Linked DNA regions of Homo sapiens: region 1 is linked to region 2. Evidence: chromatin loops called from intact Hi-C (ENCODE). Cell type or tissue: gastrocnemius medialis. All regions are shown on one strand. Each heading gives the region's core, and the rest is flanking DNA. Links, peaks and the distances in the headings are about the cores only.

The links. Hi-C counts contacts between places; a loop is a spot of excess contacts. Peaks named below come from ENCODE experiments on the same cell type or tissue, not always from the same donor. Only the 100,000 strongest peaks of a DNase experiment are listed, where the experiment ranks them.
Region 1: a loop joins it to region 2, with 2.8 times the contacts of the local background. A loop is called at or near these places in 3 of 110 quality-filtered maps.

What each region holds. Positions count from the first base shown.
Region 1 is chr2:61,138,295-61,154,574 of GRCh38, reverse strand. C2orf74-DT (C2orf74 divergent transcript) reads left to right here and starts at 9,600. Exons shown (of 2, transcript NR_036496.1): 1 at 9,600-9,802; 2 at 10,630-12,983. It overlaps C2orf74-AS1 (C2orf74 antisense RNA 1), which reads left to right. Exons shown (of 2, transcript NR_183879.1): 2 at 2,861-3,142. LOC105374759 (a long non-coding RNA gene) reads left to right here and starts at 14,391. Exons shown (of 3, transcript XR_940137.1): 1 at 14,391-14,428. It also overlaps a transcript of C2orf74 not described here. RefSeq lists enhancers at 9,422-9,771, 9,466-10,387. In gastrocnemius medialis, for the core only: no CTCF peak of the experiment used is centred there; a DNase peak (open chromatin) is centred at 9,534; H3K4me3 peaks cover 1,523 bases; H3K27ac peaks cover 1,124 bases.
Region 2 is chr2:61,664,474-61,680,753 of GRCh38, reverse strand. No RefSeq gene overlaps it. Among named protein-coding and RNA genes, the nearest start is that of XPO1, 130 kb to the right of the region's middle. RefSeq lists an enhancer at 9,521-9,760. In gastrocnemius medialis, for the core only: no CTCF peak of the experiment used is centred there; a DNase peak (open chromatin) is centred at 9,493; H3K4me3 peaks cover 1,380 bases; H3K27ac peaks cover 3,299 bases.

The DNA of each region.
Region 1 (16,280 bases), core at 4,848-12,847, 530 kb after region 2:
ACCCAGTTTCCCCTATTATTAATATCTTAAATCAGTGTGATCTATTTGTTATGATTTATGAACCAATACTGATAAATTATTATTAACTAAAGCCCATGGTTGATTCAGATTCTCTTAGTTTTTACCTAATGTCTTTTTTGGGTCCAGGACCCCATTCAGGACACTATATTACAATTAAATCATGTCTCCTTAGGCTCCTCTTGGCTGTGACAATTTCTCAAACTTTCCCTGTTTTTGATGACCTTGACAGCTTTGTAAAGCACTGATCAAGTATACTGTAGGATGATCCACTATTGGAATTTGAACTTTTGAATTCTAAATTTTTTTTTTTTTTTTTTTTGAGACAGAATTTCGCTCTTATTGCCCAGGCTGAAGTGCAATGGCATGATGTTGGCTCAATGCAACCTCCACCTCCCAGGTTCAAGCGATTCTCCTGCCTCAGCCTCCCGACTGGATTACAGGCATCCGCCACCACGCCCAGCTAATTTTTGTATTATTAGTAGAGACGGGATTTCACCATGTTAGCCAGGATGGTCTTGAACTCCTGACCTCAAGTGATCCACCCACCTCAGCCTCTTAAAGTGCTGGGATTACAGGCGTGAGCCATCGCGCCTAGCCAAATACTAAATTTTATCTGAAGTAAAGGAAGACATATTTTCTTTTTTTCTTTCTTTTTCTTTTTTTTTGAGACGGAGTGTTGCTCTGTCACCCAGGCTGGAATGTAGTGGCACGATCTCAGCTCACTGCAACCTCTGCCTCCCAGGTTCAAGAGATTCTCCTGCCTCAGCCTCCTGAGTAGCTGGGATTACAGGTGTGCACCACCATGCCCAGCTAATTTTTATATTTTTAGTGGAGACGGGGTTTCACCATGTTGGCCTGGCTGGTCTTGAACTCCTGACCTCAGGTGATCTGCCCACCTCGGCCTCCCAAAGTGCTGGGATTACAGGCGTGAGCCACCGCGCCCAGTTTATACATTTTAAATTTCACACCTTTGGCCAGGCGCGGTGGCTCACACCTGTAATCCCAGCACTTTGGGAGGCCAAGGCGGGTGAATCACGAGGTCAGGAGATTGAGACCACCCTGGCTAACATGGTGAAACCCAGTCTCTACTAAAAATACAAAAAAAATTAGCTAGGCGTAGTGGTGGGCGCCTGTAGTCCCAGCTACTCAGGAGGCTGAGGCAGGAGAATGGCATGAACCCAGGAGGAGGAGCTTGCAGTGAGCTGAGATCGCGCCACTGCACTCCAGACTGGGTGACTGAGCGAGACTCCGTCTCAAAAAATAAATAAATAAATTTCACATCTTTATCCTTCTACTATTGATTTACTGAAACATTTTAAATTGTCTTCCTCCTCTCTGTCCTCACTTCTATTTTCCCTTCATTTATAATGATGCTTGGTAATGTTGTTTTTTTTTTTTTTTTTTGGAGACGGAGTTTTGCTCTTGTTGCCCAGGAGTGCAATGGCACCATCTCGGCTCACCCCAACCTCTGCCTCCCAGGTTCAAGCAATTCTCCTGCCTCAGCCTCCCGAGTAGCTGGGATTACAGGCATGCACTACAACGCCCGGCTAATTTTGTATTTTTAGTAGAGACGGGGTTTCTCCATGTTGAGGCTGGTCTCAAACTCCTGACCTCAGGTGATCCGCCCACCTTGGCCTCCCAAAGTACTGGGATTACAGGCGCGAGCCACCGCGCGCGCCTGGCTTTTTTTTTTTTTTTTTTTGGTGAGATGGAGATTTACTCTTGTTGCCCAGGCTGGAGTGCAATGGCGCAATCTTGGCTCACCGCATCCTCCTCCTCCCAGGTTCAAGCGATTCTCCTGCCTCAGCCTACCGAGTAGCTGGGATTACAGGCATGTGTCACCACGCCCAGCTAATTTTGTATTTTTAGTAGAGATGGGGTTTCACCATGTTGCCCAGGCTGATCTCGAACTCCTGACCTCAGGTAATCTGCCCGCCTCAGCCTCCCAAAGTGCTGGGATTACAGGCGTGAGCCACTGCGCCCGGCCCCAGCTTTTTTTTTTAATTTTTTTTTGAGATGGAGTCTCACTCTGTTGCCCAGGCTGGAGTGCAATGGCATGATCTCGGCTCACTGCAAGCTCCGCCTCCCGGGTTCACGCCATTCTCCTGCCTCAGCCTCCTGAGTAGCTGGGACTACAGGTGCCCACCACCACGCCTGGCTAATTTTTTGTATTTTTAGTAGAAATGGGGCTTCACCATATTAGCCAGGATGGTCTCGATCTCCTGACCTCGTGATCTGCCCGCCTCGGCCTCCCAAAGTGCTGGGATTACAGGCATGAACCACCGCGCCCGACATGCTTGGTAATGTTTAGTAAACAGCACAGTCAGGTTACCAGGTAGCTTTAAGGAGAGAGTCCACTCCAAAAACCGGTGTTGGCAGGATCCCCGTCCTGCATTTCCTAAACCACTCGTTGTTCTACCCCCAGCCTTTAAAGTATGGCCTTCTGAAAACCTGACCCTGGGAGACCTGGGAGCCTCAACTTTGTGCAGACTCCAAATGAGACTCACCATGATGCGCCAGAAATCTCACACCTCTAATCCACAAAAGGGAGAAGCTTCATGGTTTAAATGCCATTGTCTCTAAGAGACTGAAATCACTGGATCTGTGGCAAACCAGGGCAGGGTGGCCTTTGCCACAATGTACCTGGACTGAATTTGTGGAGATCAATTTGGTGTTGGACTTTGTGATGGTTTTAATATTCCTCCCTTCCCTTGAGTGTGGACTGGATTTATAGTAGTAAATCTCTTCTAATGACTAAAATGAAGCAAAAGTGAGGGTCTGTGAGTTCCGAGAGTGGGTCATAAAACAAATGTGGCTTCCTCCTTGCCTTTTCTCTCAGGTCACCTGCTCTGGGAGAAGCCAGTTGCCATGTTGTAAGGACACTCAAGCAGCCCATGGAATGACTCACATGCTGAAGAACTGAGCCCTCCCTCCTTCCAACAGCCAGGGAGGAACTAGGGCTTCTTGCCAATAACCATGTGAAGAAGCTTGGAAATGGATTCTCCCCCAAATGAGTCTTCAGATTACTTTAGACTAACATCTTGACTGCAACCTCTAGAAAGACCCTGAGCCAGGATCACCAAGCTCACAGAAGCTAAGAGTTAATAAATGTTTGAATTAAGCTGCTAAGTTTTGGAGTCACTTGTTATGCAGCAATAGGTATCTAGTATAGCCTGTATTTATATATTTTGATTTTCTGTATATTATAATGTTTTGACATCTTTTTTTTTTTTTTTTTGAGACGGAGTCTTGCTCTGTCACCCAGGCTAGAGTGCAGTGGTGCAATCTCAGCTCACTGCAACCTCCATCTCCCGGGTTCAAGCGATTCTCCTGCCTCAGCCTCCCAAGTAGCTGGGATTACAGGCACCTGCCATCACACCTGGCTAATGATTGTATTTTTAGTAGAGACGGGGTTTCACCATCTTGGCCAGGCTGGTCTTGAACTCCTGACCTTGTGATCCTCCCGCCTCGGCCTCCCAAAGTGCTGGGATTACAGGCGTGAGCCACTGCACCCAGTCTGTTTTGACATCTTAAAAACCTTTCTAGCTGAGGCTGCCCCTCCTGGGACCAGCCAATTCTTAGTGAAAGCAAAGGGTGCAGCCTGTGGCATCCCTTTGATATGAAACTAACCAATCCAGAGCCAAGTCTACTCCATCTGGCCAGCACACCTCAGGAGACAACATTCCTCTGCCTCCAGCATCCCTAGGCCAAGTAGAGCCCTGAAACTATTCAAAGTAGCCAATCTTGAGATGTTTAGCTTGCCCTCCCTTGCCTTTTCCTCATAAACTCCAACAAAAGTGATGAGCTATTCTCTCCTGTAGTTCTTGCCCCCTCTACCTCCTGCTCCATGCTGTGGGGCTTTCCTACTGGCCCTATGTGGTGTGCAGCGCCTCCTGTTTCTAGGGCCTGTGAGGACAGTCAGCTTTGTTTTCCTGAGCCTCTCATGTCTCCTCTTGTAGCTGCATCTGACTGACTATATGTGGGCATAAAGGAACATGTGGAGGGGGACCGATGTGGATCTTACAGCAGGCCCCAAGGTGTCTCAGTGTTTCTGTCCAGGAGGCCCATTTTCCCTCTCAACATCGCAGGATGATCCTGTTAGTGCAGGACTCACTGTGGCTCTCACTCCTCTTTTATAGAGATCAAGAAGTACCTTCAAGAGCTAGGCTTCCCATGAAGGGGAGTTTATACAGTAATGCCAGCTATACTCTTGCTGGAGGTGCTCTTAGTGTTAGGAGCAATCCTGGATAGCCAAGACCTCACTAGAATCTAAAAGAAAACTTAAGGCCAGGTGCACCTCCATCCCAGGAGTCCTAGATCCCTGGGGCACAGAACTTGGATCAGAGGAATGTGGCTGAGTTTTAGTTTACTGACTCTTGGCCTAAGGGAGAACTGAGATCTAACCCCAAAGGACAACTTCACCAACCCTCAGCACCTGGCCCTACAGAGAATATCCATGACTTGCTATAGTATTCTTCCATCAACCATTCGGCGATCTTTGCAGACCCAGTATTATGCAACATGACCATAACACCTACCTAGTCCCGGGAAAGGCCATCTCCAAACAGGGACAAGAAGTAGACTAAGCCACTTCCTCTGTTTACTCAAATCTGCCTTCATGAAAATTACCTTTGAGATGCCTCTTTTGGGCTCCCCCATCAAGAAACCCGGTATCATCTACGTGCGGTGGCTCATGCTTGTAATCCCAGCACTTTGGGAGGCCAAGGCAGGCGGATCGCCTGAGGTCAGGAGTTCGAGACCAGCCTGACCAACATGGAGGACCCCATCTTTACTAAAAAAATACAAAATTAGTCAGGCGTGGTGGTGCATGCCTGTAATCCCAGCTACTTGTGAGGCTGAGGCAGGAGAATTGCTTGAACCTGGGAGGCGTAAGTTGCAGTGAGCCAAGATTGTGCCACTGCATTCCAGCCTGGGCAACAGAGCGAAACTGTCTCAAAAAAAAAAAAAAAAAAAAAAAAGAAAGGCGCCCAACATCTAGACGGGGAACTTGGCCCAGAAAGTCCACAGCGTCCCTATTTTCAGTTGCACACTCTCTACCTTGGACCAGGACAGCCTTGCAAGTGCTGAGATACAGAGAAGGGCCAAAAGTTTTTCTGACTTTAGCTCTGGAATAAACCTTGAAGTTGCACTTTTATAAACACCCCGGGCAGCTGTGGAATAGAACGAAGGTCTGCAGGAGGCCTTATTACAGCATCCAGGACTACAAAGTTATAGCAGGACACATCTATGGCCCTGAAACACCCTTCCTCCTACATACTGGTTAACTCCCACTCTGGAGAAAACCACACTCACTCTCCCGACTCTAATCCCCCACAAAAACGTTATTCTTGTTGAATACAGATACACAAGCCATGCTTGAAGTCAGAGGGGAGATATTTTTTGGTCTCCGTAGTTAGGCTTCATATCTGAAGCAATGTTTGTGAATTTCACCTTGCCCTTGAAGCTCATCTGCGCTCATGTTTGTACCAGGAGGTTAGACAGATTGTGGAGGACTTCTTGTTTGTTTTGAAAACCTTATTTCTCTAGAGTAGTTTTAGGTTCGGAGCAAAATATAGCAGAAGATACAGAGTTTTCCCATAGACCTCCTGCCCCGACACAGGCATAGCCTCCCTATTATCAACATCCCCGTCTCTACTGAAAATACAAAACTTAGCGGGGTGTGGTGTTGTGCACCTGTAATCCCAGATACTCAGGAGGCTGAGGCAGGAGAATCGCTTAAACCTGGAAGACGGAGGTTGCAGTGAGCCGAGATTGTGCCATTGCACTCCAGCCTGGGTGACAAGGCGAGGATCCATCTCAAAAAAACAAAAGACAAGCTAAACACTATTCATATACAAAGGACATGTACTCAGAATATATAAAGAACTCTTGTAAATCAATAAGACAATAGAAAATGGGCAAAAGTCTTGAACAGGCATTTCACGCAAGAGGATATCCAAATGAGTAATAAACATTAGTGTCAGATTTTAAAATTAGTTAAAAAACTATCCTCTATTTCCAAAACAAGTAAAACAATAAAAATAATTTTATTAAAATATTCCTTTCCAGGCCAGGTGCATGGCTGATGCCTGTTATCCCAGCATTTTGGGAGGCTGAGGCAGGTAGATCACCTGAGGTCAGGATTTCGAGACCAGCCTGGCCAACATGGTGAAACCCCATCTCTACCAAAAATATAAAAATTTGCTGGACGTGGTGGCAGGCACCTGTAATCCCAGCTACTCAGGAGGCTGAGGCAGGAGAATTGCTTGAAGCCAGGGGGCGGAGGTTGCAGTAAGCCGAGATGGCACCATTGCACTCCAGCTTGGGCAACAAGAGCGAAACTCCATCTAAAAAATATATACATATATATTTTTATATATTATATATATAATACATATACATTTTTATATATTATATATAATACATATATTTAAATATATATATTCCATATATATTCCTTTCCAAAGTTAAAAACAAAACAGAAATTATGTTAAAAGGCAACCCACACTGTAATCCCAGCACTTTGTGAAGCCAAGGCAGGAGCATCAGCTGAGGTCAGGAGTTTGAGACCAGCCTGGGCAACATGGCAAAACCCCATCTCTACTAAAAATACAAAAAATTAGCCAGGCGTGGTGGCATGTGCCTGTAGTCCCAGCTACTCGGGAGGATGAGGCAGGAGAATTGCTCCAACCCAGGAGGCGGAGGTTGCAGTGAGCCAAGATCACACCACTGCACTCCAGCCTGGGCGACAGAGCAAGATTCAGTCTCAAAACAAACAAAAAACAAACAAAAAGGCAACCCACAGACTGGTAGAAAATATTTGCCACACAAATAATCTTTAAAGGATCAACGTATAGAATATTTTTAAAACGCCTATAAAAAAGGGAAAGGCAAAATAGAAAAAAGGTACTTCTCAAAGGACAAAGGACGAATGGGCAATAAATATAAGAGGCTCACCTCGCTAATTATCACAGAAATGCAAAGTGAAAACAAAATCAGGTAATATTTTATACCACAGGATTGACAAAAAAAAGTAGTCTGTCAATTCTAAGAACTGGTGAGGACATGCAGCAAGAGGAAGGTTTTCGATACTGCAGATGGAAATGGAAATTGGTAAAACACTTTGGATGAACTCTTGTTATTCCAAGAAAACTCTTTTGTGTGTAAAAACATGTAAAATAATATTATTGTCTGGGAAAAGTGGCTCACCCCTGTAATCCCAACACTTTGGGAAGCCGAGGCCCGCAGATCGCTTGAGCCTGGGCAGTGAGTTGTGATGGCGCCATTGTGCAGTCTCGGCAACAGAGAAAACCTTGTCAAAAAAAAAAAAGGAAAGGAAAGGAAAAATCTCCCATAATTTCACCTTTTTTTCTTTCTTTCTCTTTTTTTGAGAGTCTTCCTCTGTTGCCTAGGCTGGAGTGCAGTGGCAGGATCTCAGCTCACTGTAACCTCTGTCTCCTGGGCTCAACCGATCCCCCCACCTCAGCCTCCCGGGTAGTTGGGCCTACAGGCGCCCACCACCACTCCCATCTAATTTGGAGGTTTTTTGTTGTTGATGTTCTTTTTGTAGATGTGGGTTTTCACCATGCTGCCCAGGTTGGTCTCAAAACTCCTGTGCTCAAGCAATCCTCCTGTCTCAGTCTTCCAAAGTGGTGGGATTAGAGGTGTGAGCCACACACCCAGCCTCCAGTTTTTTTGTTTTTTGTTTTTTTTTTTGAGACGAAGTCTTGCTCTGTCGCCAGGCTGGAGTGCAGTGGCGCCATCTCGGCTCACTGCAACCTCCGACTCCCTGGTTCAAGCGATTCAATTCTCCTGCCTCAGCCTCCTGAGTAGCTGGGACCACAGGCATGCGCCACCACGCCAGTCTAATTTTTGTATTTTTAGTAGAGACGGGGTTTCACCACATTGGCCACGACGGTCTCCATCTCCTGACCTCGTGATCTGCCCGTCTCGGCCTCCCAAAATGCTGGGATTACAAGCATGAGCCACCGCACCTGGCCCCTTTTTTAATATTATATGTTTCTAGCTTTTTTAAAAAAAGTTATTGTAGTGTTATTTTTGTTTTTAATGAACAGCATTCAGATAATTCAATATATTATAATGAGGAATACATTGAGAAGTCTCTCACCCTATCTCAGTCCTACCCTCCATCTCATAAGAAACCATGACTATTAGTTTCTTGAGTATATTGCCAGAATTTATGTGGAAATAAGGATCATATGACTCTCATTTATCCTTTTCTACACAAAAAGCATAATTTATACACTGTTTGGCACCTGGGCTTTTTTCGCTTAGTAAGATATGCTAGAGATGGTTCCACATTAGTATGTTGGGAACTGATTCCTCACTCTTTTTCATAGCTGCATAATGTTCCATTGTGTGTATGTACTGTAGTTTATAATATCAGTCTTCTGATGGATACTCACGTAGTTTACAACCTTTTGCTATTACAATCAATAATCTCATACACATATTACTTTACATGTATGCAAGTGTATTTGGAGGCAAAATTCCCCAAAGTGGGATTGTTGGATCAAAATGCAAATATTATTCAGTGTGGTTTTGATAACCACTAAGGATTGCTGCATTCTGCTCCTACTAGCACTGTAACACTGCACCTGTTTTCCTGACACCCTCCTATATTGAGTATATTACCAAACGTTTCAATGTTCACCAATCATGATGATTTGCATTTTTATTAAAACTGAAGCTGGCCTGTAATCCTAGCACTTGGTGAAACTGAGGTGGGAGGATTGCTTGGGCTTGGGAAGTGGAGGCTGTAGTGAGCTGTGATCGTGCCACCTGTCTCAGAAAAAATAAAATACAAAACAGGCCGGGCGCGGTGGCTCACGCCTGTAATCCCAGCACTTTGGGAGTCTGAGGCAGGCCGATAACCTGAGGTCAGGAGTTCGAGACCAGCCTGGCCAACATGGTGAACCCCATCTCTACTAAAAATATAAAAATTAGCCTGGCGTGGTGGCACCTGCCTGTAATTCCAGCTACTCGGGAGGCTGAGGTGGGAGAATCACTTGAACCCGGGCAGCGGAGGGTGCAGTGAGCCGAGATTGCATTACTGCACTCCAGCTTGGGCAACACAGGACTCCATCTCAAAAAAATAAATAAATAAATAAAAAACACAAAAACATGCAGCTAAGCATCTTTTCATATATTTAAAGTCTATTTTTAACTACTATTTTTCTGTGAACTTGGTACCCCAGTACTTCGCCCATTTGTCTAATGCACTGCTGCCTGTTAATTCTTAGATATTTTAAATGAATATTTAATATATTTATATTTGGAAAAACTTATCCAAGGACAAAAGATGACGCTAAAACTCCTGTTATAAAACGAACATACCAGCCTTTCCCCCACGAGTCTGGAATCCGGCCAGAGCAGGATTTTAAGACTCTCGGACGACGTCAACATGTCCTCGGATCTGACTGCGCAGGCTCCAAATAGCTCGCCCGAACCCTAACATCTGTGTGCGCATGCTCGCTTGATTCCTAGCGGAAAGTTTGTGTGCGCATGCTCCAAGGAGCCGCGCCCCATCGGCTTCCCTAACGGAAAATCCGCTGCGCATGCTCATAAACCTGCTCTCCTAGGAGACCTGAAGGCTGCTTCCGCTAACCCGGGCTGGCGCTGCTAACCTCACCCAACGATCCCTGCTGTCGGAAAATGTCCAGAGGCACCATCCCTGCTATGAAGAGGGAATGCCAGTACAACAGCCACAAGGGGTCTTCCTGTGGCCCTCAAACAAAAAATCACTGCATTACATCAGCAGGTATTCAGCACCTGGCCCCCTCCAAACGGTGTCTAAAGCGAGTTTTAAAAATTAATGCTAGGGGCGGGACGGCGGGGGCGGAAAAAAATAAAAAATTAAATTACTTAAATTTTTTTCTCTTTTTTTAAAGAGTCGGATTCTCGCCCTGTTCCCCAGGCTGCAGTGCAGTGGCGCGATCTCGGCTCACTGCACCTCCGCCTCCCGGACTCCAGCAATTCTCCTGCCTCAGCCTCCTGAGTAGCTGGGATTACAGGCGCGCGCCACCACACCCGGCTAATTTTTTGTATTTTAGTAGAAACGGAGTTTCACCGTGTTGCCCAGGCTGGTCTCAAACTCCTGAGCTCAGGCAGTCCACCCGCCTCGGCCTCCCAAAGTGCTAGAATTACAGGCGTGAGCCACCTCACCCGGCCAAATTACATTAATATTTTATATTGAGGAGGAAGTTGGTTACAAAGGACTTTCAAAAGTGTCGGGGTTAATAATCTGCATATTTTAAAATATTCCAGGCCGGACGCGGTGGTTCATGCCTGTAATCCCAGCACTGTGGGAGGCCGAGACGGGCGGATCACGAGGTCAGCAGATCGAGACCATCCTGGCTAACACGGTGAAACCCCATCTCTCCTAAAAATACAAAAAAATTAGCTGGGCGTGGTGGCGGGCGCCTGTAGTCTCAGCTACTCGAGAGGCTGAGGCAGGAGAACGGCGTGAACCCGGGAGGCGGAGCTTGCAGTGAGCCAAGATCGCGCTACTGCACTTCAGCCTGGGCGACAGAGCGAGACTCCGTCTCTCTCTCTCTCACGCTCTCTCTCTATATATATATTCCATAGACTGCATTGGAGAGAAAGGCGCCGGGACAGAAAAGCCTGAGATAAACCACCTGTCATTCTTGGAGAAAAGGATGCTGCGGCTTTCCCGATTTGGTTGATGAGATGGAAAATCAACCCTTACAGGAAGGACATCACCAATTCCGGAAAGGATGCTGCGCCAGTCATGTTTCCGCACTCTGTGAGACGTTGAAATCTCCAGAAGTTGCCCAAGGTTTTCAAGCTGAACACAGGAGAAATGACTCTGGATCTCTGAGGACTGTTTTCCTCAATAAGGAGCTGCAATCTTGGCTCCACCACCCTCCCTCCAAAACATCTCGTGTGTCTGGTATCTGGTTATATTGTGGCCTGACAGAGAAGTTTCTTTCGGGGCCAGTGAATTAAAAAAAAAAAAAAAAAGAAAAGCGGGTCCTACCAACTCATTAATACTTTAATACTTTAAATTTCCCTCTTTATAGTAGGTTGAAATGTCAGTATCTCTTAAGAACAATGGCTGAACCAAATGTTTCCTCAAAACTCACATTTTTTCCCACCATTTCAGAAGCTGCCTCAGGACTAAGCTTTGATTTTTTTTTTTTTTTTTAATCTGGCCCAAATTCCTATCTAAGGGGCCTGGGGAGTCATGCCCAACAAACCATAAATTCTCATCAGATGAGTTTTATTTAACCCTATATATGGTGACTTGCTTTCCAGTCTGACTCTGGCATGACATGTGACAAAGAAGAAAGTCAAAATATTTTACCCCAAAACATGTTTCTTTGCCATATTTTGAAATGGTCCTGCAAAGCTGTGCTTTGTGGGGGAAAATATGCATCTGTAAAGAATCTCTATTAACACAGCTAGATCTTTTTCTTCCAGGCCCTCCCAATCCTGAAGAGACTGAGAGTCTAGCATTGTTTTAAAGGTCTGAATAGGAAACATTTGTCATCTATCATCTCTAAGGGTAGCCATTATAAGACTTCAAAAGAACCTTTTGAAGTATTATAATCTTTTATCTTAACCTGAACATGTGCTTCCTATTGATCCCAGGTCTTCAGACAATTGTGAACTCAACCATTTGTCAATTAGAAAATGTTTAAATTGGCTGGGCACAGTGTCTCATGCCTCTAATCCCAGCACTTTGGAAGACCAAGGCGGGCAGATTGCCTGACCTCAGGAGTTCGAGACCAGCCTGGGCAACATGGTGAAACCCCGTCTCTACTAAAATACAAAAATTTAGCCGGGCGTAGTGGCATGCACCTGTAGTCCCAGCTACTTGGGAAGCTGAGGAAGGAGAATTGCTTGAACCCGGCGGGCAGAGGTTGCAGTAAGCAGAGATCGTGCCACTGCACTCCAGCTTGGGCAACAAAGTGAGACTCCATCACAGAAAAAAAAAAGAAAATGTTTACCTTTACCTATAGCCTGGAAATCCCTGCTTTGAGTTGCTCCATCTTTCTGAACCAAACCAATGTTATTTCTTAAACGTATTTCATTGATGTCTCATGCCTCCCTAAAATGTATAAAACCAAGCTGTGCCCCGAACACCTTGGGCACATGTTCTCAGGACCTCCTGAGGGCCGTGTCACGGGTCATAATCACTCATATTTGGCTCAGAATAAATCTCTTCAAACATTTTACAGAGTTGACTCTTAGTCAACATGTCCATACCTGATGAGATGCTTCATCAAAATTCTAGTGGACTGGCTAGTTCAGAAAATGGACCAGCCAGGTTTGCTTAAATGCACCCCTGCACAACTATCTCACTCCTGCTTGGAGCCGGCTAGATCAGGAGACCTGTCCCTAAACTAATGTACTCCATGTCTTAAGTCTTTTTGTTTTGTTTTGTTTTTGTTTTTGACAGAGTCTCAGTCTGTCACCCAGGCTGGAGTGCAGTGGCGTGATCTTGGCTCGCTGCAACCTCCGCCTCCCAGGTTCAAGAGATTCTCCTGTCTCAGCCTCCCAAGTAGCTGGGACAACAGGTGTGCACCACCATGCCCTGCTAATTTTTGTGTTTTAAGTAGAGATGGGGTCTCACCCTGTTGGCCAGGCTGGTCTCAAATTCCTGACCTCAGGTGATCCACCCACCTCGGCCTCCCAAAGTGCTGTAATTACAGGCATGAGCCACCGCACCCAGCCCATGTGTCTTGGTCTTTTTTACTAATATTGATTATAAAATGGATGAAACTTTGGATAAAATTTCTGCGTTAGAATTTCTTTTTATATCTGTCCTAAAGCTTGTAACTACTTGCTCATGATTTTTTGTGTATGTTTAGCAATGTGCATGTCATTGATGGCCTTTGTAAAGTATGTTCAATTGAGTTGTGGAGACAGAGGTGCAATTGGAGTAGGTTGTAAGAATAAAAAGGAGTAGGCAAAAAGGCACGGGTATACCAGTGGACTTCAAAGGGTACTCAGACTTTGTTCTTAAGGGATCAATTCCCAGATCTTCAGTTTCATATAAACTCTTTCCTAAAATTGACTTGCCTAAAAGCATGTTAGTGTTGTGGGCACAGCTTCTCTTTTCTTATTTCTGCTTTTACAGTCATCCTTTTTCCAAAAGGAAGGTATACATATCCTCCTTGTCTAACAATGGCACATTGCCCCAGGGTGTAAAAGAGGCCAGGGGTGACAAGCAGAGACACAATTCAAAGCATTTGTATTAAGAGAGCAGTAACTCCAATGCATTATTTTGCAAGTCACATTTTTTTGTTTTTGTTTGTTTTGAGACAGGATCTCACTCTGTTGCCCAGCCTGGAGTGCAGTGGTACGATCTCTGCTCATTGCAGCCTTGACCTCCCTGTTTCAAGGGATCCTTCTGCCTCAGCCCCCTAAGTAGCTGAAACTACAGGCATACAACACCACGCCTGGCTAATTTTTGTATTTTTTGTAGAGATGGGATTTTGCCATGTTGCCTAGGCTGGTCTTGAACTCCTGAGTTAAGCTATCTGCCCACCTCGGCCTCCCAAGGTGCTGGGATTACAGGCATGAGCCACCACACCTGGTTTTAATCTATAATTTCAAAGTTAAAATTTTTTTAAGTCAAAACTATGTAAAAAGTTATGCTTAGAAAAGTCTAGCTTCCTCAGCTCTATCCCTTCCACCTATTCCTTCCTCTGTCCCCCAGAGATAACCTAGTTCATTATTTTTGGTACATCTCTGTTTCTTTTTCTTTTTTTTTTTTTTAGATGCAGTCTCACTCTGTCGCCTGGGCTGGAGTGCAGTGGAGCAATCTCAGCTTACTGCAACCTCCGCCTCCCAGGTTCAAGCAATTCTCCTGCCTCAACTTCCTGAGTAGCTGGGATTACAGTCACCCACCACTATGCCCAGCTAATTTTTTGTATTGTTAGTAGAGACGGGGTTTCACCATGTTGGCCAGGCTGGTCTCGAACTCCTGACCTCGTGATTCGTCCACCTCGGCCTCCCAAAATGCTGGGATTACAGGCGTGAGCCATCATGCCCAGCTACATCTCTGTTTCTTTTTGCAAAAATAAATACATATATTTGTTTTTGGACTAATGTAAACATACTGTTAACTGAAATAGTAAATGGACTGTACTGTTAAAGAGAATCTATTAGAGTCTTGTTTGTATTTCTTGAACAAAATTATCTTGCTCTATATAGTTCTTTCTTTCCATATCAATTCACAGAAATCATCATTGTCCTTGCTCTGTTTTTTTTTTTTTTTTTTTGAGGGTCTTGTTCTGTCACCCAGGTTGAGTGGCATGATCTCACCTCACTACAGCCTCAACCTCCTGGGCTCAAGCAGTCCTCCCACCTCAGCCTCCTAAGTAGCTGGGACCACAGGATGTGCCACCATACCCAGGTAATTTTATTTTTTGTAGAGATGACATCTCACTATGTTGCCCAGGCTGGTCTTGAACTCCTGGGCTCAAGCTTTCCTCCCACCTCAGCCTCCCAAAGTGCTGGCATGACAGGAGTGAGCCACTGTGCAAAGCCTGTCCTTGTTTTTTTAATAGCTGTGCAATACTCCAGAGTGCTGATGTCCTATTATTCAACCCAGTCTCTTGCTGATGGACATTTGAGTTGTTTCCACATTATTGCTATTGTGTATAAATAACTCTACAATGAGTAGTCTTATGCTTGTATTGTTTTATATTTGTCAAGTTGTATCTTCATAGTAAATTCCTAGAAGTTGCATTACTGGGCCAAAAGATAAATAATATATGAGCATTAGGCTGGGCGCGGTGGCTCACGCCTGTAATCCCAGCACTTTGGGAGGTCGAGGCGGGTGGATCACGAGGTCAGGAGATCGAGACCATCCTGGCTAACACGGTGAAACCCCGTCTCTACTAAAAATACAAAATATTAGCTGGGCGTGGTGGCGGGTGCCTGTAGTCCCAGCTACTCAGGAGGCTGAGGCAGGAGAATGGCGTGAACCCAGGAGGCGGAGCTTGCGGTGATCCAAGATCGCACCACTGCACTCCAGCCTGGGTGACAGAGCGAGACTCCATCTCAAAAAAAAAAAGGGCAAAAGGGCTAGCTGTGGTGGCTCACACCTGTAATCCCAATACTTTTGAGTGGCTGAGGTGAGCTGATCACTTGAGCCCAGGAGTTTGAGACCAGCCTGGACAACATTGCAAAACCTTGTCTCTACAAAAAAATAAAAAATAAAAAATAGAAAAAAATAATCAGCTGAATGTGGTGGTGTGCACCTGTAGTCCCAACTATTTGGGAGGCTGAGGTGGGAGGATCACCTGAGCCAGATAAGATCAAGGCTGCAGTAAGCCATGATCACATCACTGCACTCCAGCCTGGGCGACAGAGTACGACTCTGTCAAAAACGAAAGAAAAGGAAAGGGAAAAGGAAAGGAAGGGAAAGGAAAGGGAAAGAAAGAGAGGAAAGAAGAAAAGAAAGAAAAAGAGAGAAAGAAAAAAGAGAAGGAAGGGAGGGAGGAGGGAGGGAAGGAGGAAGGAAGGAACGAAGGAAGGAAGGAAGGAGAGAAGGAAGGAAGGAGGGAGAGAAAGAGAAAGAAAAAGGAAGGAAGGAAAGAAGGAAAGAAGGAAAAGGGCTCCATGCAGCATTTACCTAGCTTGCCTTTCCATCTTTTGCCCTGTGAGGACACAGCAGGAAGGCCCTCACCAGACCAAATGCCAGTTACTTGAGCTTAGACTTCCCAGCCTCCAGAGCTGTGAGAAATACATTTCTGTTCTTTATAAGTTACCCACTCTGGGGTATTCTGTTATAGCAGCATAAATGGACTAAGACAATGGGCAAAGGATATAAGCAGGTAATTTTCAAAAAAGAAAACATAAGTGACCAACAAACTTAATGAATGTATGTTCAACCTCATAAATAATCAGGACATATAAATAAAAATAAAGAGACTATTTCATACTCACTGCACTAGAAAAAGTATTGTTTATCAGTACCTGCAGTCATCATTCACAGACATTCAGATCCTAAAGGTAGGAGTGGGAACTCTTTGAAGTTAGATGTGGTCACAAGACTTGTTAAAACAAGTGTGAGCCAACTAATTGTGAGCAGAATTGATATCGTCACTTGTGTGCAGAAATTGGGAAGAGCCAAATTTGAGCCCTTTAGTCAGTTTTTTCCCCTACTTCATTGAAGCAGGTGTCAGGATGGAAGCTCCATCAGCCCTGGTCCCTGAGTGACTATGATAACAAAACTTCATGAAGAAGAAATAGACCGTTGA
Region 2 (16,280 bases), core at 5,132-13,131:
ACCGAAGTGAAACTGTCTCAAAAAACAAGCAAACAAACAAACAAACAAACAAAAAAGGAGAGGTATAGGGAGAAAGCTCATTTGGGAATTTTGTAATATTTAAGACAATTTTGGGTGATGTTTATGGCTATAGTTTGAGATGAGCTTTGGTCACATTTTTCTGAGAAGCTTTGATTCCTTAGTAAAAATTATGAAAGCAAGCCTGTCCTGATTTAGCCAAAGTAACATCAGTTTCCTGAAGCAACAGGTAGCTGCCCACTTCATACCAGCATAACCTACTTTCAGACTAATTTCTAGACCAGTGGGTGGTATTAAGGCCCTGTTGCTGGCGATTTGGGGATTTAGGATATTTATGACTATTTCTGATACCACATTCCTGCTCAGAACGATGAGACTACCTCACAGCCTTGAATTTCATGTCTGATCAAACAGTGCATGTCACAGAACCTGTGTCCAGTACATCCAGAACCAATCTGGCCCAGCCCAGTTTAGGAGTGTCGATGATCCAGGCAGGTCAGCAGCATCTCTGTTTGGAAAGAGGAATTTGGCCTGCCCTGACTGTGTCATTCTCCTCTTCTAACCTTTAGCAGTCCATTACTGATGGGTAAAGTTCCCATTCGTCCATCCACAGGCTTGATGGTACCTACTGTACCTTTATTTGTTATAATTCAGTGGTGAAGCCATCTGGGCCCAGGATTTTCTTGGTGATTGGCTTTTTTTATTATTAATTAAATGTATTTACTTGTTATGACCTATTCAAATTGTTTATTTCTTCTTGAGTTAATTTTTGTTAGCTTGTATCTTTCTATGAATAAATTATCTAATTTGTTGGTACATAATTGTTTATAGGATTTCTCCTCATCATTTATTGCCCCACTAAATCAAGTGTTCCTAAATATGACCCCTGCTTTCCTGCCCTTTCACTTTTGTACCTGGAATCCCTTCAACTTAGTCTGTACTTATTGAAGTGTATTGAATACCTACTAGAACCAAAATATTCTTTGGAGTTCTCTAGGGAATATATGAACAAATAGATATAGTAAGGTCTTGGCTCTCAAAGAGCTTATTGTCTAGCATAGTGTCTTCTGAAGTGTGTTCTTCAGAAGTCCTGCAAAATACAACTCAAAAATAAGGTTCTATGATCAAAGACATGAGGGAACATGGTACCATATATCATTTCTTCTGTAGGTGGTTCATAATTCTCACGAGCATGTTTATTACTCTAAGAAGTTCTGCCATAGAGAAGCTCAGAGTTTCCCAAAAGAATGTGATCACCAAACCCGTTTGTTATATAGCATCTATTAACAATCTAAAGAACTTCTGTTCAATGGAAAATACTTCAGGAAACCATGGACTAGATAAAACACACAACCGAGTAGCTACAGTGCAAGTCAAATGTCCTGAGAGCTAGTCCTGTAGCCCTAATAGGTCCATTGCTCAATGTGCACCGAAAGTCAACACACCGAGACACAGTGTTGCAGCAGAGACAGGTGTTTACTTGTAGCGCTGTCTAACAAGGAAACAGGACAAAACCTCAAATCTATCTTCCTGAGGAGTCTGAGGCTAGGAATTTTAAGGGCTTTTGAGTGGGCTGAAGTGTGGAGATTGTTGATTGGCTGACAAGTGCAGGGAAAGTCATGGGAGAGAAAGATGAGGAAATGATATTCTAATGCCGATTTGTTTTTTCTGTGGGGGGGTCTTTAAACTGATTGGCATCAGCTGGTCTACTGGAATTCAGGATTCACTTACGCAATTCTTAAATAAAATCTTACGATTCTAACATCAGAGATCTTATCTAACTTCAGAAATCCTGTCTATAGGAACAGTGGGAATGCAAACAGTATCTAGTGTCATCCGTGTCTAGAGACTCACTTACAAGGAAGTCAGTCAAAGTGCAGGCTGATTAGTGCTTAATAATAACTATATTTCTGTCCAGAATTCTTGTTAACCCTGTGAGCATGGCTTCGGTCCTTGAAACATGAGTAGGAAGATGGGGGAAACAAATGAAGGAAAGGCAGAGAAGGAAACATAAATAAAGCATCCAGGGAATAGAAAGAAGAGCAGAAGAGGTGGAGACAAGAGTTAAAGAAGCTAAAGGAAAAGAGAGTGGGTCAACACAAAGAGACCAAGAAATGACTCTTGGATTTAATGATCTTGAAGTCAGCATCAACCTTCAGAATAAAAATTCCAGGAAAATGGTGGAAGTACATAAAAGGAAATAAGGAGTAAGTAGAACAGTATGTGAATTCCAAGAAAGCAGAGATTGTTGCCTCTTTTATTTGCTGGTGCTCCCCAAACCCTAGAACCATAACTAGTGTTAAAAGAAAAACCTTCAACACTTAAATTTAACAGAATTTAATTGAGCAAAGAACAATTCATGAATTGGGAAGCCCCCAAACCAGAACAGGTTCAGAGAGGGTTTGGTGCTACTGCTTGGACAAAGAAGTTTTATGGACAGAAAAAGAAAGGTCAGGTACAGATGAGGTGCAAAAACAGATTGGTTACAGCTTGGCATTTGCCCTATTTGAACCCAGTTTGAACAGCTGGCCACCTTTGATTAGCCAACACTTGGTGATTGGCACCAGAGTAGGTTATGTAATCACTTGATGGATTCTCCCTGCCCATCACACAGGCAAAACCAGTTCACTGAGGCCATGTATTGCAGTAGAGAAAGAGTTTAATTAATGCCAGGCCAGCCACATGGCAGATAGAGTTACTACTCAAATCAGTCTCCACAAAGGCTTGGAGATTAGGGTTTTTCAAGGATAGGTTGGTGGGCAAAGGACTAGGGAATGGGTGCTGCTGACTGGTTAGGAATGCAATCACAGGGTTGTGGAAAAGAGTCCTTGTGTGCCGAGTCCACCTCAGGGTAGGGGGCCACAGGACCAGCTGGGTCAACAGTCACAAGTCTGGGTGGGGTCAGTCAGTTGCCATAATGCAAAAGTCTGAAATACATCTCAAAAGACCAATCTTAGGTTCACAATAGTGATGTTATCTCTAGAAGCAACTGGGGAAGTCACACTCCAGCCTAAGCAACAGAGTAAGACCCTATCTCAAACATAAATAAGTAAATAAATATACTAAATTATTCCCATGGTTAGCTTGCCGTATGTCCAGGAATGAGCAGACATAGCCAGCCTGAGGATAGAAGCAAGATCAAGTCAGCCATGTCAGATTTCTCTGTCATAATCTTTGCAAAGACAGTTTCAGTTATGGTCTGTTTACACATCCAGTTAGATTACAGTTCACTATGTACAGAGAAACCTTTAATGTATGTAAATATGGCTGAGTGTGCCAGCTCATGCCTATAATCCCAGCATTTTGGGAGGCTGAGGTGGGTGGATCCCTTGAGCCCAGGAATGTGAGACCAGCCTGGGCAACATGGCAAAACCCCATCTCTACAAAAAATTAGCCAGGTGCAGTGGCATGCACCTGTGGTCCTAGCTACCTGGGAGGCCGAGGTGGGAGGATTACCTGAGCCTGGGAGGTCAAAACTGCAGTAAGCCATGTTGCCGCTACTGTACTCCAGCCTGGGTGACAGAGTGAGACCCTGTTTCAAAAAATAAATAAAATAAAATATGTAAAGAGACAGCTTTAGGCTAAACTTAATTTAACACTAGCACATCGAAAGCTCTCCATAAATATTCATAAATAAGTGGATGAATTAATGTATGATGAGTGGTGGTTTAAAAAAAGTGAGGTAGGGGCCAGGCACAGTGGCTCACGCCTGTAATCCCAGCATTTTGGGAGGCAGAGGCAGGCAGATCACGAGGTCAGCAGATCCAGACCATCCTGGCTAACACAGTGAAACACCATCTCTACTAAAAATACAAAAAATTAGCCAGGCATGGTGGCGGGCGCCTGTAGTCCCAGCTACTTGGGAGGCTGAGGCAGGAGAATGGCGTGAACCCAGGATGCGGAGCTTGCAGTGAGCCAAGATTGTGCCACTGCACTCCAGCCTGGGCCACAGAGCGAGACTCCATCTCAAAAAAAAAAAAAAAAAGTGAGGCAATGGAGGTAATAAAGAAAAGACTACAATAATAGTGTAGTTGAGGAAAGGGGCAACTTGAACACACTTCCAGGCAGAGGACTCCGGTGGAAAAGTATACATCAGAGATGCAAAATAAGGAAACTGATGGGACACTATCATAATTAAAGCAAGAGGAAATGAGAACAACATCACAAGCAGTAGGATAGGAGAAGGTAGGTCTCATTATGGGTTCCATATTTCCATTAACTATATCAAAATTCACTCAACTGGCCAGGTGCAGTGGCTCACGCCTGTAATCCCAACACTTTGGGAGGCCGAGGCAGGCGGATCACGAGGTCAGGAGATCAAGACCATCCTGGCTAACACGGTGAAACCTCATCTCTACTAAAAATACAAAAAATTAGCCAGGCATGGTGGCAGGCACCTGAGGTTCCAGCTACTCGGGAGGCTGAGGCAGGAGAATGGCTGAACCTGGGAGGTGGAGCTTGCAGTGAGCCAAGATCGTGCCACTGCACTCCAGCCTGGGTGACAGAGCAAGACTCCATCTCAAAAAAAAAAAAAAAAAAAAAACACTCAACCACCCAAGCTAGTAGAAATAAAAATTATTGGAAGCCATTGTTTTGGACTAAGCTCCTGTACTAGGCCCCAACAGACAAGGCTAAAAAAAATGGAGTCACCCATGCTAAAGTTCTAAGTCATCAAACCCACACTAAGTTTTTATCTCACCTTCCTAGAAGGCAGGAGAAAGAGATAACAGCCAATTTCCTCGAACAGGCCAGTTTCAATCTTCAATCCACATGATAATGAAGTTCCCTCTGCTTTAATCCTTATACAAAAGAAATAGCCTGATGTAATCTGACATTAATAAGCTGTTTTTCTGTTGTTTTAGCCTCCTGTTCCCACCTTATAAGAAGAGTTGCTTTGAAATAACTAATATTCTGTGTTCTTTGCTTCTGCTCTCTTCCGCTTTCTTCAGCCTTTCTCTGTCTATAAAGCCAATCTCTTCTGCTCAGCTTATCATGCATGCTACTAAAACGCCAAGGGTTTGGTCTAGGTGCTGCTGCTTGGTGCACAGACAGCCAATCATTGAGGCATTGAGTATTGCCAGGGAAGAAGGCTTTGAATCAAGTCCTGCATCTGAGGAGATGGGAGATCAGTCTTCAATCCATCTCCCTGACCAACTAAAATCAGAGGTTTCTGTAGCAGGGAAGAAATGTAACTATATGCAAAACACAGGAATTAGGCAGAGGTAAGGAAAATAAGTTGGTCAACAGGAAGCAGGTTGTCATTTAGGCAATCATGATGGGTAAAAAGTCTTGAGTCTCTTTGTCCAGATGCAATGATCTGGTAACTTTCAGCTCCTTGGTACTATATGGGAGGCCTGATGGTTGGTTTCCTGAGAAAGGAACTCAGATAAGACAAATGTAACTTTCTCAAGTTTTAAGACTGTGAGTGTCAGTTTCTATGTTTATTCAAAAGAAATCATAAACATCAGTTTTATGGGACAATTAGGCCAGTTTCAATCCAAACACCTACTATATTTTATGGAATAAAATATTGCCTGATTCTAGAATCTCAAACAAAGCCAACTGAGATCTTTAAATTTGTAATTTTGTTCCTTGATGCTAGAAACCCCAGTCTTCTTTAACACATCTTTGACTTTCATCCTCTTGCCTGCTTAAATGGGCACCAAGCTTTCTCAATTCCACACCTCTCATGCTCCATAGCCATTCCCATTTTTTATCCCCATGGCACTACCCTAAGTAAGGCACTTGCCATTTCTTTCCTGAAAAAATTTAATGATTTTCTGACTATGGTATGATAGATTAAATTTAACTAAAGCTTCTTAAGTATTTTAAGTTTGGCCAAAAGCTTACACCATACAGTGAACTTAAACCTAACTAGATGTGTAAATAGACTGTAAACTACACTTGTAACAAAGAGCTGAGTCTCAACCAATCACAGAACCATACTTCAGCCAATCACAGGTGGCCAGCTGTTCAAACAGCGCTCAAGTAAGACAACCATCAGGGCTATAACCAATCCAGCTGTTTCTGTACCTCACTTCCATTTTCTGTGTCACATTCCTCTTTCTGTCCATAAATCCCGTCAGAACACGTGGCACCCCAGAAGTCTCTCTAAACCTATCATAGTTGGGGGTGGGATGTGCTGCCCAATTTGTGAATCATTTTTTGCTCAATTATACTCTATTAAATTGACTTTGCCTAAAGTTTTTCTTTCAACATTAAACCATGAATTCAATGGTTTTCTGTTCTCAGCCCTTTCTCTATACTGTCATCAGCACAGTGGTCTAAAACACAGACGTGATCATGCCATTTTTTTCTTCAAAAGCGCAGCAATAGATCATTCCTTGATTTATTGAGAGCTTCCTATGTGCTAGCTGCTGGGGATGCACTGGTGAGTTATGATAAAGGGAACATTTCAAACTAGGGGCAAAGAAATCAAATGGTCATCACAAAATGAAAAGATGCTCAATGTTATTTTTCTCCCATGAGATTGGCAAAGATTTTTCTTTTTTGAGACAGCCTTGCTCTGTCGCCCAGACTGGAGTGCAATGATGTGATCTCAGCTCATTGCAACCTCCATCTCCCAGATTCAAGCGATTCTCCTGCCTTAGCCTCCTGAGTAGTTGGGACTATGGGCGTGAGCCACCATGCCCAGCTAATTTTTGTATTTTTAGTATAGATGGGGTTTCACTATGTTGGTCAGGCTGGTCTTGAACACCTGACCTCAGGTGATCCACCCGCCTCGGCCTCCCAAAGTGCTGGGAGTACAGGCATGAGCCACTGCACCTGGCCAGCAAAGATTTAAAAGAATGAAAATATCCAATGTTGGCAAATATGTGGGAAAACAAGCAACCTCATCCACTATTGGTGAGGGTATTAATAGATACAAACTTTTTAGAGGGAAATGTAGCAATAATTATTAAAATTCCAAGGCCAGGCACAGTGGCTCACGCCTGTAATCCCAGCACTTTGGGAGGCTGAGGCAGGCAGATCACTTGAAGCCAGGAGTTAGAGACCAGCCTGGCCAACATGGCAAAACCCCATCTCTACAAAAAATACAAAAATTAGCTGGGTGTGGTGGTATGTGCCTGTAGGCCCAGCTACTTGGGAGGATGAGATGGGAGAATGGCTTGAGCCCAGGAGGTAGAGGTTGCAGTGAGCCAATATAGGGGCACTGCACTCCAGCCTCAATGACAGAACCAGGCTTTGACTCAAAAAATAAAATAAAATAAAATAAATTTTAGTAATACTCATTTGCCCTAACAATGGTTATCTCTGGAATTGTGGAATTCATTATATATATATATATATATATATACACACACACACGTGTATATATATATATATATATGTGTACACGTATATATATATATACATGTATATACATATATATTTATATATATATATATAATGTGTGTATATATATATATATATATATACACATTTTTTTTTGAGACAGTCTCACTCTGTCATCCAGGCAGGGGTGCAGTGGCGCAATCTCAGCTCACTGTAACCCCCGCCTCCCAGGCTCAAGCAATTCTTGTGCCTCAGCCTCCCAAGTAGCTGGGATTATAGGTGTGTGCCACCATGCCCGGCTAATTTTTGTATTTTTTGTAAGTTCAAGCAATTCTCCTGCCTCAGCCTCCCGAGTAGCTGGGTTTACAGGCGCCTGCCACCATGCCTGGCTAATTTTTGTATTTTTAGTAGAGACAGAGTTTCCCCATGTTGGCCAGGCTGGTCTTGAACTCCTGACCTCAGCCTCCCAAAGTGCTAGGATTACAGGCATGAGCCACTGCGCCGGGCCTGGAATTATTATATAAAAAACTTTTTTATATTCCTAGAAATCTGTAAGGCAAAAATAAAAAATAAAGACAGAAAAAGAAAAAAAAACTAACTTTTTACTTCTCCGAGTATTTTTCACTACTTTTCATAGTATTTAAATGTTTATGTTTATGATTATTCTTATCATCATTATTATTATTATTATTTTGAGACGGAGTCTCACTCTGTCGCCCATTCTGGAGTGCAGTGGCAAGATCTCGTCTCACTGCAACCTCTGCCTCCCAGGCTCAAGTTAGTCTCCTGCCTCAGCCTCCCGAGTAGCTGGGATTACAGGTGTGTGCCACCATGTCTGGCTAATTTTTTTGCATTTTTGGTAGAGATGGGGTTTCGCTATGTTGCCCAGGCTGGTCTTGAACTCCTGGCCTCAAATGATCTGCCCGCCTCGGCCTCCCAAAGTGCTGGGATTGCAGGCATGAGCCACTGCACCCAGCCTTATTTATTTTTCAATTTAAAAAATGATACAAAAATGTCATCAAGAAAATTTTTTTTCTTTAATGGATTCATGCTTTTTAGGACAACATTCAAGGCTCTTCAAAATGAGCCCCTAGCCCCACAATTTCACCTCTACCATTCCCATCCACCCTTCCCTCACCCAGAATTATCCTAGGTGATGCTTTTCGTTCTATTTCACTCCCTCCACCATTCCTCTCACTGGAATGTCTTCCCTCCTCCTGTATTAATCAAAATAATACTCATCTTCCCGGGAAGCCCAGGCATGACTTCCCTTTCTCTGGGATGCTTGTGCTCCCATCTGAATTAAATTGTCCCTCCTTGGTGCTGAGGCGGTAGTTTGTTTACACCTCTAGCAGAGCACAGTTTGGCTTGCACTATTGTCACTTGTGTCTAGTGTCTCCCTTGCCAGCATTTATTCTCCACTTTCCTTGCCTCTTCTGTGAAATAAATGTTCATTTCAAAATATTTATTCAGAGCATTGCATGTTCCATACATAAATCCACGCTTAAATTATTCAGCTCCTGGAGATACACAGCTCAGCCATGTGGGCAATTACTTCAAGTCACAAAATGCTATTTTGTATTAATTTGTATTTGAAGAGAGTGCAGGAATGCATTAAACATGTCTATAGCTGTCTGGTGTTTATTCACTGACAATGAGCCGGAATTATTACTTCACTTTAAGCCTTTCTCTGGTGATTTGTTTACAGAGAGTTGTGCTAAATAGCTGAATTGTTGTCATGACCCTTTGCCTAGATCTTTTCAAAACAGTCATTAGATTTGTGTTTTACATAACACATACACACACAAAATCTCATAACCAGGAGGAAAACTGAAAACAATTTAGAATTTTAAACTTCAGCATGAGTTAAGATTAGGTTTACGGTAATGGGGATAGCCCATGATTTTGTAACTCAACAATAATATAATTTTTGCCACTTGAAAGTACTAAGTTTCTGTGGTTGCCAAAAGTAAACTGTGACAGTGTGTAGAATGAACTAATAACTGTAAATGAACTTGATCAGTAGGGCTCCTCCCGGTAAATCAAATAATTAGTCAATTTTTGCTGTGTTGGAGACTACAGTTTCAGGTCCCCAAGTGGGAGTAGCTCTTAAAGCAAAAGTGGCAGCGCATTATCATTTGTAAATTTCCACTAACAAGCAAGCCTGACTGTGTCTTTTGGCAGCCAGGGCTGTGACCTTTCTAACAGCCCAGTGTTTGTCATTGTTTTGTTTATGAGCATCTATATATGCCAGGGAAGATCTGGGGAGAGAGATTCAGAAAAAGAAAACTGAAACTAAGAAGGAAATCAAAAGCAAAAAGCCAGAAACTACTTCTTTAGCCTTTTCTTTATGATCTTAGGACTTCAGGGACCTTGAAAGATTGATTTCCTTTCACTCAAGTTTCTCATAAAATTAGCTTTGGCTCATACATCTGTTACACAGTAGTTAATTTTACAAGATAAGCAGTACAGGGGAAATGTATCTGAGGGAAAAATCGAGTGCTGGAAGCTCAAGAGACACTTATAAGGTCACAGAACAAAGCTAGTAAGTAAAATGGTCCTACTATAGACCTGCAAATAGCAAAGGGTCTGCCTTGGGTTAATTTCAGTATATCTTTCATGACATTTCACTTTTCTTCTCCAGCAGCATTAAATATAAGTGGGCTTTACTGAACCTGTTCTGAGAGAGCCTTTTGAATTGCTCAGCCAAAGAGCAATCATGATTCAAGTTCATGAAATGTGAACTTTGTATTTTAGCATCCACTTCCCTGTAATGATCTCAAGACTGTACTAGCCACAGCAATGAATGTATTAACCAGTTCTTCATGTTCACAGCTACTTATGCCATTCTTAGATACTAAATGTGCTTTCACAAAAGCACCACTGGCTATCCCACTAGTAGCAATTATTAGTAGTCTTTTAAATTCAATCTTCTCGCCCAATATAAGGAGTCCCAGAGGTTGGCTGGGCGTGGTGGCTCACACCTGTAATCCCAATAGTTTGAGAGGCCGAGGCAGGTGGATCACCTGAGGTCAGGAGTTCGAGACAAGCCTGGCCAACATGGTGAAACCCTGTCTCTACTAAAAATACAAAAAAATTATCCAGGCATGGTGGTGAGAGCCTGTAATCACAGCTACTCAGGAGGCTGAGGCAGGAGAATCACTTGAACCTGGTAGTTGGAGGTTGCAGTGAGCCAAGATGGCGCCACTGCACTCCAGCCTGGGCGACAAAAGCAAAACTCCATCTCAAAAAAAAAAAAGAAGTCCCAGAGGCTCAGAAAGGCTCCTAACGATCTAGCAGGTTGTTTGAGAGCAGCGCTGGAATAAGAACTAGGTATCTCAGCTAATCTAGACTCCTAATCTAGAGCTCTTTCTAATCTGGCTGACTAAACGCCAGAATAATTTCTCACTTACACAGTCAGAAAAAGTCTCTGTGAATTAATCTTTTTATTTGGATATGTTAGTCTTTTATTATAAAATATGCAAAAGGCTGATTTAACATCAATATATATCAGCATTGGGGAAATGCTCACAAATAAACTTCCTTAAGAATTTTAAGGCCGGGCGTGGTGGCTCACACCTGTAATCCCAGCACTTTGAGAGGCTGAGGTGGGCAGATCGCTTGAACTCAGGAGTTTGAGACCAACCTGGGCAACATGGTAAAACCCCATCTCTACTAAAAATACAAAAACTAGCCAGGCATGGTGGTGTGTGCCTGTGGTCCCAGCTACTAATAGTTAATCTCATTCCTTTTATTATGTTAATTCACTTATTTCTTCATTCCAACAAATATTTGTTCAGTGCCTACTATGTATCGAGCCCTTTTTAGGTACTTTGGATGCAGGGGTGAACAAAAAGGACACGAATCCCTGCTCTCAGGGAGCTTACAGACAATATAATGTGGATAGCTTTTGCCTTCTGCTGAAGTAATCCTTAAATTAACACCCTCTTAAGAATTCATTATTGGCCGGGCGCGGTGGCTCATGCCTGTAATCCCAGCACTTTGGGAGGCCGAGGCGGGTGGATCACGAGGTCAGGAGATTGGGACCATTATGACTAACACGATGAAACTCAGTCTGTACTAAAAATACCAAAAAAAAATTAGCTGGGCACGGTGGCGGACGCCTGTAGTCCCAGCTACTTGGGAGGCTGAGGCAGGAGAATGGCATGAACCGGGGAGGCAGAGCTTACAGTGAGCCAAGATCGTGCCACTGCACTCCAGCCTGGGTGACAGAGCGAGACTCCGTCTCAAAAAAAAAAAAAATAAAAAAATAATTTGCAATAATAAGTGCTATGAAGGAAAAATCCAAGGTGTGATGGGAAGCTATAATAAGAGTTATTAGAGACTTGTTACCACAATCCCTTGTGGAGGGGTTACTCACCTTCATGAGATTCTGAGTCTGGCTGTGGATAGGGAGAACTTGGTATTTTGAAACCCCCTTCTGGTGCATCTGGCCCCTCCCTACCTCCCTTTCCTTTGTGAAAGCCCGACACCAAACTCTGGATCTCCACTCCTGAGCAAAGCAAAAATTCAGTACAGCAGTTACCATGGCCCTCAGATGCTTCTTCTCACCTGGATGCATGTTCTGGATGAGCAACAGCAGCAATTACTCCAGGGCTGAAAGCAGGGCAGGAGGGCATGACCCAAGGCTCTCAACTTTAAACGCAGAGTTCTGGCCAGGCACGATGGCTCATGCCTATAATCCCAGCACTTTGGGAGGCTAAGGTGGGAGGATTCCTTAAGACCAAGAGTTCAAGGCCAACCTGGCCAACATAGCAAGACTCTGTCTTACAAATAATTTAAAACAAAAACAAAAACAAAAACAAGCCTGGTGTGATGGCACGCATCTGTTGTCCCAGCTACTTGGGAGGCTGCACCAGGAGGATCCCCTGAGCCCAGCAGTTCAAGACTGCAGCAAGCTATCATCACATCACTGCACTCCAGCCTAGGTGACAGAGCAAGACCTGTTAAAACAAACAAACAAACACTGAGAGTTTCTCTACACTTGACATCTAAACAAACTTTTTCCAAATGTTCAAATGTAAAAATTATTCACTTTTCTGTCAAAAACCATGAAAGTGTTTATACGCTTGAACTCAGCAATCCTACTCTTGGATATTTAAGAATTAATTCAACAGAAGAATGAAACTATGTACACCGATTTGGTCATTGTAGTGTTAAGTATAATAAGGATAAAAAGCAAAAAGCCTAAATATTCCATAGTTGGGAGGCAGTTAAGTAGATTGTGGTATATTAACTTGTCAGGATTACTAATTTATGGCCATCGTGTCATCTGTGGGAAAATATGAATGAAGTAAATGCACATGAAAAAGCAGAATACAAAATTCTATGTTAATGAATGCAAGCTATATAAAAAGGAGTATGCAGAACACAGATGACAAGGCAAAAAGGAAAATTGGGATCAATTTGCTAAGGTGGTAGGACAACAGGACAGAAATCCAGATTGAAAGATTGAACTGGCTTAAGCAAAAAGGAGAAAATTCATTTGCTCAGATAATTAAGTTCTTAGGTAGGGTGAGAGAGGCACTGGCCTTAGGGATGTCTGAAAGAGGGACACATTGCTATCAGGACTTCCCATCCCTCTCTCTCTTCACTTCCCTCTCCAGGGAAGTCTCTTTCAACCCAACTTATTCCCAAGGTGACAATTTATCCACTAACCTCACATTCTCCTATCTTCCCACCAGGATGACAGTGCCTACTTAAGTTTTGGCTGTAGTTTAAGAATAACTCTGGGAAAGGTACTGATTGACCTGGTTTGGGTCATGTGCCCATCTCTGGACCATCAATGGTCAGGTTACTAGGATTGGCACCCACCTCGCAACCAACCCTTGTGGTCAATGGATCTGGGCTATTTAAGAAGAAAGTTGGCTGGCTGCAGAGGCTCACGTCTGTAATCCCACTTTGAGAGGCTGAGGCGGGCAGATCTCTTGAGCTCACAAGTTCAAGACCAGCCTGGGCAACATGGCAAAACCCTGTCTTGGCTAATTTACAAAAATTAGCCAAGCATAGTTGTGCGTGCCTGTAGTCTCAGCTACTCAGGAGGCTGAAGTGGGAGGATCTTCCAGAGCTTAGGAGAATGTGGCTGCAGTGAGCTGTGATCGTGCCACTGCACTCCAGCCTGAGTAGCAGAGACCCTATTAAAAAAAAAAAAAGGTATTTAGATTTTTTTTATTTTAAAAATATAAGAAAAGAGAAACTTCCCTGAGGATCCTGTGTTTAGAGGAGGAGGGAAGCATTTCCCTAAAAGGAGAGAAAGAGAGAAGTGCTGCTCCCAGTGGAGTCAATTTGTCTATTGCCCAACTTAACATTTTAGAAAGATATCTTATTCCCTTAATACAGGTTCCAAGGGCAGATTGAGATTTCCTGGTGCAATGTGCTTTATTAATAAGGCCACATGGTACAGTAGGAAGAGCGCTACACCGAATGCCAGGAAAATGGATTCTGGTCCTGACTGCCATGAATAAGCGGCCTGACATTGGGCTAGTCCTTAAACTTCTCTGGATTTCAATTTCTGCACCCCTGCCAGAACAGTATAATTTCCTTGAGGGTTGGAATCAGGTCTGTCTGTAATGGAGATGTGGATTTGGGAATAACTCTAGGGGCTTGGATGGGCAAAGGGACAAGTTGAAAATATAGTTGCAACAAAGGCCTCGGCCATCCCATGGGGAGCTCTGGGCCTGGAATGGCCTATCAGGGTTGTCACAAATTTCAGCAAGTGGGTCTGGCTTTTATATCCCTGCTATGGTTTGGATGTTTGTCCCCTTCAAACCTCATGTTGAGATATGATCCCCATAGTTGGAGGTGTTAGGATCAATACACCCAGCTGCGGGGAGAATGAGTGCCTTCCTCCTGATGGAGGATATCTGGGCAGCGTACTACAGCATCCATTACAGTCAATAGACACAGTGGCTGGGAGTGTAGCTTCTCATTAAATATTTGTTACATTAATATGTTATGTAAGATGGAAAGTGTGGATTAGACCCTTTCAGGAGTTGCTCAGAACCTCTCCTCATTCTGGGGGCTGCCAGATTTGCAGATTGTTAAATAGATAAATAGTCCTTTTCAGCACTATTGCATACACCTATTTGTCTCCTGGAGGATTTATGGAAAAGGGAAAACAAAAATCTTTAGTTTTTTTGTTTTTTGTTTTTGGGGGGTTGGGTGGTTTTTTAAATATAGGAGTTGGAATAGGAATAGGAGAAGAATGTCTACTAAAATTAATGTTGACTGACCTGTTCAGCTAACAGGAATAAGGCATTCTTTGTGGTGGAGTTAACAACAGAAAGTATTAAGGAAGCAATTACTATATATATTACATACAGTCAAACTGTGCTCTCCAGTACCGTAGCCACTAGCCACAGGAGACTTTGACTTAAAATAGTTAAAATTAAATAAAATTTAAAATTCAGTTTCTTAATCACACTAGTCATATTTTAAGTCCTCAGTAGCCATATGTGGCTACCATATTACAGTGCAGATAAAACTTTTCCATCATCATTGAAAGTTCTACTGGAGAGCTCTGGTCTACATTGAATAGTTGTGTTCTTTACTTTCATTCAATAAAAATCCAGTTTACTCTCATGAATTGTGCTGCTCATTATTGTGAGAGCGCTGGAACGAGAGCCAAAAATTAAAAAGGCTTGGGCAAAAAGGATTGCCCTGAATCCAAGTTTCTTCTTGGAAATCCAAGTACTACAGGACAATACTCAAATGGAATAAGTCTTTGTTGTCATTACTTCCTGTCCCTGCTGTCTGGATCGTCTGGATGCAACCAGGACAAAACGCCCTGAGCTTCTAAAGTCAGCTCTGCCTGTGGCTCCCCACCGTCCATGAGGAACAACTGCTCCTTCAAGCCTCAAACTGTCAAGATGTAGACATTCAACACCAGATTTGTGTTGCTTTTAAAAATGCTTCTTGGAATTTTGGCATTAGCTCTGAGTCTGATATATTGAAGGCCAGGAGCAATGCTGTCTTTCTCTTTTCTATTAATTTTGTCAGCAGGTGAGTTGTTACACAGTCCTTAGTGGATTCTGATGTCCGTGGCCACCGTCCTGCTTCTATTAATTTTTTAAATTTTGACTTGTTGTACTTATGTAAAAGAAGCAGATTGATAGGGTCAATCTCCAAGAACTCATCAAGCAGCCTTAACAATTTTCAATTCATAGGCTATCTTGGTGTCTTTGTCTCCCCTACCCACATTCTCCACCCAGGATTAACTAGACTCAAATTCCAGATATCACATAATTTCATTTGTAAATATTTCCCTATGTATCTCTAAAAGATAGGGATGCTCTTTTAAAATAATGTTAAGCATAATACCATAATAACAAATTAAAAATCCAATAACTCCTTAGTGTCTTCAAAAATCCAGGCATCCAAATAAGGTCCATACATGCTGGGCACAGTGGCTTGCACATGTAATCCCAGATGCTGGGGAGGCTGAGGCAAAAGGATCACTGGAGCCCAGGAGTTCAAGACCACACTGGGGAATGTAGTGAAATCTCGTCTCAAAAAAAAAAAAAAAATTAGCAGGGAATGGTGGCCCGGATGTGTAGTCCCAGCTAGTTGGGAGGATCACTTGAGCCCTGGAGTTTGAGGCTAGCTACATTGATCTATGATAGTGCCTCTGTACTCCAGCCTGGGTGACAGTGAGAGAGACCCCCCATCCCTAAGAAATACAAATTTTTGAAATGTATAAATTAAAAAACTAGGTCCATACAACACACATGGTTGATACATCTTTTTAAGTCTTTAAATCTTTACATCCTCTTCTATATCTCCTTTTACTCCTCACAGCTTTTTGTAGAAGAAACCAAGTCTTCTGTCTTGTAATTTCTCAGAGTCTAGACTTTGCTCATTGCATCCCTGTGGTATAAAACAACATGTTCCTCTGTCTCCTTTATTTTCTGTAAATGGGAGTTAGACCTAGAGTCTTGATCAGATTC